Linked DNA regions of Homo sapiens: region 1 is linked to region 2. The links are chromatin contacts, found by Hi-C in ENCODE. All regions are on one chromosome and are shown on one strand. The core of a region is the stretch at or near the end of the contact, and the rest is flanking DNA. Distances in the headings are between cores, read along the strand shown.

Region 1 (2,700 bases), core at 29-2,528, 180 kb after region 2:
ATAAAAATGCAGACCACCAATGTTGTTTGGAAGCATTTTGCTGCAATCAGCTGTTTGAACAGCTCTGGGGCCATGTGCGGTGTGTTTAAAAAGTAGCGCTGCCTTCCATACAAATTAAAGGAAGACTGTGGCGGGGAAAGGAGGGGAAAAATATATATATATATACACACAGACATATATATGCGTATGTGTGAGTTTGTGAGTGTACACATACACACACACATATATATATGTACACACACACACATACATGCAGTACAGGGGAAAAGGAGGGAAAAGGCCAGGGCTGGAGATGGCGAAAGCAGGAGGACTTCTGCAAACTGTGAGCATGGAAGGCTTTTCTTCTCTTTTCTCCCCACTCCAAAGCCCTCGTCTTCTTTAAGAAAACCACCACTGCCTGGGGTGCTTCTTTTGGGAGGCTGGGGTTGGGGGTTGGTGCCATTAACCAGAGAGAAAAGGGGAAATAAAGCTTGGTTGGGGTTGCATTATGAGATTTTTTTTTCCCTTCCTTCATCTCCTGGCCTCGGATAAGATAAGGCTTGGGGGATGCACGAAATAATCCAAGTGATTGATTAGACCTGGCATGGCTTGGTTGGGCTGGAGAAAGATCGGGGCGCGCTGGAAACCCCGCGTGAAGATGAAATGACTGTAGCTCCGTGCTGCTCCTCCAAACTCGGGAGCGGTATCCATGCACCCCTTTCCCGTGTGTGTGGGTTACGACGTGGGTGGGAGTGGTGAGGCAAGCCGCAAAAGTGGGGTAGAGCTGGTGGTTTTGCTTCTTCGGAAGCCTTTGAGTGTGGCCTGGACCTTAGATGGGGGTGCAGGGCGGTTTGCCGCTGCCACCCTCGGCACCATCTCTGAACTGCCCGCTTTTCCGGAGGAGCGGAAAAGTTGGAAGCCGAAAAGACAGGCGCCCGGAGCCCTGGTCTAGGTATCAGGTGATCCGGAGCCCTAGTCGGTGCCCACTAAGAACACCCCTTCTCCCATCGGGGGTTCGGAGGAGTGTTAAGCCTGCGGGTCTGCCAGTCCCTAAGGTAGGGATGGGGGAGGGGTCTGAGGAATCCGTTCCAATAGGCACACCATCCCCACAGCCCTAGAAAAGGCAACCACCACCCGCTCCTTCCTCCCGCACCATCCCATCTCAAGGCTCTCTGCTGACCCGGGCCGATTTCATCTGGTCTCTTCTCCCCCGCTTCCCACCTCCCAATTCCCGCGCAGCTCGGCTCCGTTCCCTCCCACTCCCCTAGGCGGAACTGAAAGCGAAGATCAGCCAAGAGCACAGTCGGAGGCGGCAGAGACGGTGGCGGGTGAGCTAGGGGCTGTGAGACGAAGCAGGGAGAGAGTGAACTTCAGCCCCGTCCCCTCCCCACTGCCACGGCTGGGGCAACCCAACCCGCGCCTGAAGCGGCTTGGCTTGACCTGCGGAAGCGCGGGCCGGGATGGCGTGGGGAGAGGGAGGTAGGTGCCACTGGGCTGCAGATGACGAGTGGGTTGGGGGCTTGCTGTGGGACAAGAGGTTCAGGTTCCGGCCTGCGCCTTCCACTCCGCGGTGGCGCTCTCTGCCTGCGGTTTTCCAGGAGGCCGATCTACCCCAGGGACACTCTCATCCTTCAGGCGGTCTCCTGGACGCCCTTTCCTCCCCTTGCCTCCCAGCCTGACCTGGCTCTTTCGCCCCTCGGAGAACCGGTAGGTTGGGGTCCCTCGGCGGGGGTCTAGTGAGCCGAGTCGCGAGCTTTGCGCCCCCGGTATCTAGGCCCCGTGCCGCGCGCAAATCCGGGCCCAGGCGTACAGTTCTGGAGCCTAGTCGCCGCCAGACACAGGGCCCTTTGTACCCGGAGGAGCGGGAGCGGGAGCGGGGGCGTCAGGGCAACCCTTGCACCCCAGAGGCCTGCCTAGGACCACCCTGGGAACAAATGTCTCGCTCGGAAAACGAGGTGAACCCGGAGGATGTCCTACGCATCATACCCCTCCCCTTCTTGAGAAGGCTTTTTCTTTTTTTCTTTTTTTTTCCCGGTTTCCTTTTCTCTGGCTTCTTCCACACCTTACCGCAGGTGTGGGCCTCTTTTCATGTATGTGCGGCTGCTATCTCGGGGATGCAGGGGAAGGCGGTGTAGGAGGCAGCGTGGAAGGGTACTAGGAGGTGGCGGCGGGATTTTGGGCCTGGTGATGTGCCCGAGCTTGCAGCTAGCTGGGGCACTGGGCCCCCAAGTCACGAATTCAGCCCAGGGCTTGGGCGAGACTGCCCGGAGCAAGGACGGAGGATCCAGATTTACCATTTGGACCCAAATTAAGAAATTTGGGGTGGGGGTTGGGTAGGGGTTTTGAAACTAAGCAGGTGACGTCCTTGCGAGCTGAATCCACAAGGTGGTAGTATGGCTTATATTATTTTTATTTTATTATTTTATTTTATTTTTCTATTGTTCATTTTTTTTGTGTGTGGGGAGTGGGGGATGTTTTTTTCTCTGTGTACTCCAATCTTATGCTTTTTGAAGGCATCCATTGCCCGTAGGGTTTACATAAGACCGCGTTGCATTATATTTTCTTAAAAGTGGGGTGGTGTGCATAAGCTTCCATTTCAGAATCAGTCGCTCCTGTGATGTGAGGGAGGCAAAAGCAAAGAAAAGGAAAAATAAACAAAATAAGAAGTTTAGGGAGACTTCATTATCCCCACGAAGCCGGAATTGCCAGTTTGTGTGGTCG
Region 2 (2,700 bases), core at 117-2,616:
TCTCCTCCTCCTCCCATGGCTTGGAGGGGCACAATCGAGGGCCATTGGCACCTTACGGTTCCTTGACTATCTCTTTGTCTGGTTGCTTTTGGGCCAAAGGGAGAGACCTTACTAGCGGGAGAGAGAGATTTGGGGAGACCTGAGTATGGAGGTGGAGAAGTTCTACAATTCTAATCACTGATCCCAGACAGGAAAGCTGGTAATTAAAGTAGACTCTACAATCTGAGGTAAGTTTAGGGCAAAAAAAGGAAAAATGTCATAGACCTTCTATCAGCCACTGGCATGCCCTTTGAGGTCCCAGACAGTGCCTAGGGTATAGGTTATGAGGGACAGGTCCTGTATAAGTATAGTGATATCCATTTGCATAAGAATAAGGCTGGGGGCACCATGAGCAAGGGTCTTTGGATTGCCACCCCACTCAACTTAGGTTCCTAGCCAAAAGATTCTTAGACTCAGGGGTAGGAAAGATCCTAGAGGATAGGGCCTCAAGAAAGTCTTCTCTGAGGACATTAGGACCCAGGAGGCATGGGTCAGAAAAGACAGAGAATGCACATATGGGCAGCTGCAGAGTAGAGGCTTCTCACTGTGCCATGATCTAAACCAGGTCAGTGCCAGGAGTAAGGGATGACAGTTTTCTTCCTCTAGCCAGCCCTCAGCTTTTCCCAGGAAAGGCAGAGAAAAGTGGAACTGGTTCCAGCAGATCAATGCTCTAAGCACAGAGGGATGGGGGTAATTAAAGAAAGAGTCCTTTCCCAGAAAGCCTCATACCTGTGTCTTAAGTCCAGTGGCCATGCTTGTCACTTTTAAATGGCAGACAGGTGCCCAGTGTTTTCCTCTAATTTCTGGTGAGAAGATAGAAGAGAATAGCAAGCGAAAGGGGTCCAATGTTACTCACTGCTATGGATAATCCCTATATGGGCGACCAGAAATGAGATGAAAATTCTTCTCCTGATCTAAGGTCTTTTCTCAATTGAAGGGTTTCTGGTCTCAAAGGCTTCAAGGAATGTAGTCATGGACCAGTGGTGAGTGTTACAGCTCAATTAGAGAAGGGCACCAACCCAAAGAGTGTGTGCTGGCAAGATTTATTAAAGCCAAAGTGAAAGTAAAACTTCCACGCGGTGGAAGGGGACCCAGAAGGGTTGTCATTTCTGGCTTGGGTGTCTTATGCTTATATCCCCTTATGACTTCCCCACCTTTTCCTTTTTCTGTCCTATAGGATTAGCTTATTTTCTATCTGTGGGTTGGCAGGCCTGATTGATTAAAAACATCAGGCTGCAGCTAGAGCTTAAATTACTAATATGATTGGTTGATGTTTCAATCCCTTAGTTTGCAGCTGTGACTCATTTCGGCTTAGGAGAAAGTCCCCTTTGATTAGTTGAAGTTTCAATCCCTTAGCTTGCAGCTATGAGTCATTTTGGCTTAGGGAAAAGCCCCTTGGGGAAGTCCCTATAGACCCAGGAAGTCCAGCCAACTTAGCCACTTAGTCCGTCAGTAGTATTTGCATTTAACCTACATACATCCTCTTATATACAGTTAGCCCCATGTTCTACATCTGTGGATTCAACCAATATTGGATCCAGATATTTGGAGAAATCAAGAGCATCTATAATGAACAATAAACACCTTTTTTGTAACTATGTACATAACTATGTACTTAACTACTACACAGTGTTTACATTGTATTAGGTATTATGAGTACAATTATGTACCACCTAACAATGTTTTGGTCAATAACAGATCACATATATGCTGGTGGTCTCATAAGATTACAATGCCATATTTTTACTGTACCTTTTCTATGTCTAGCTATGTTCAGATACACAACATTTACCATCGTGTTGCAATTGATTACAGTAGTAAGTGCAGTAGCATGCTGTTCATGTTTGCAGCCCAGGAGTGGGAGGCTATGATGTATAGCCTAGGTGTATATAACAGGCTATATCATCTAGGTTTGTGTAAGTACACTCACTAATATTCACACAACAAAAAAAATCATTTAATAGCACATTCTCATAAGGACTAAGCTCTAATATTTTCTTTCCCAAATTCTCATCAAAGGGGTCTGGGTAGTCATGCCCTACAAACTTGTAACTTCTCATCAAATGCATTTTATTTAACCCTACATATCATGATGTACTTTCCAATATGACTCTGGCAAAACATTATGTGACAAAGAAGAAAGTGAAAATATTTTACCCCAAAACATGTTTCTTTGTCAATTCTTGAAATTACCCTGCAAATCTGTCCTAAGTGGGGGAAAATTTGCATCTGTAAAGAATCTCTATTAACATAGCTAGGTCTTTATCTTCCAGATGTTCCCTATCTTAAAAAGATTAACTTAAAGTCTAGCATGCTTTAGAAATCTGAACAGAAAATATTTGTCATCTATTTTTTCTAAGAGCTGCCACAATAAGATTTCAAGAGAACCTTGGTCTCCACAATCATTTATTTTAACCTGAATATCCCAGGTCTTTAGACAAACTCAACGAATTCTCAACCAGAAAATACTTAAATTTACCTATAGCCTGGAAGCCCCATCCCCTCCCACCCCACCCTGACCTTGCTTGAGTTGTACTGACTATCTGGACTAAACCAATATATTTCTTAAATATATTTGATTGTGGTTTCATGCCTCCCTAAAATGTGTAAAACCAAGTCATACCCCCATCACCTTAGGCACATGTTCTCAGGACCTACTTA

The links. Hi-C counts contacts between places; a loop is a spot of excess contacts on that map. Pooled maps may share reads with other maps.
Region 1: a loop to region 2 is called in a map of CD4-positive, alpha-beta memory T cell, with 2.7 times the contacts of the local background. The contact joins the promoter of NLGN4Y here to the enhancer-like site in region 2. A Hi-C loop is called at or near these places in 1 of 168 maps with a recorded cell type or tissue (CD4-positive, alpha-beta memory T cell), 15 of 37 single-sample maps with no recorded cell type and 6 of 50 pooled maps.

Annotation. Positions count from the first base shown.
Region 1 is chrY:14,523,251-14,525,950 of GRCh38, forward strand. NLGN4Y (neuroligin 4 Y-linked) reads left to right here and starts at 1,279. Exons shown (of 7, transcript NM_001365588.1): 1 at 1,279-1,458.
Region 2 is chrY:14,343,770-14,346,469 of GRCh38, forward strand. No RefSeq gene overlaps it. Among named protein-coding and RNA genes, the nearest start is that of NLGN4Y, 180 kb to the right of the region's middle. Within about 2 kb of position 1,367, at least 3 of the 41 ENCODE cell types and tissues checked have a DNase peak (open chromatin) inside an H3K27ac peak, as active enhancers do.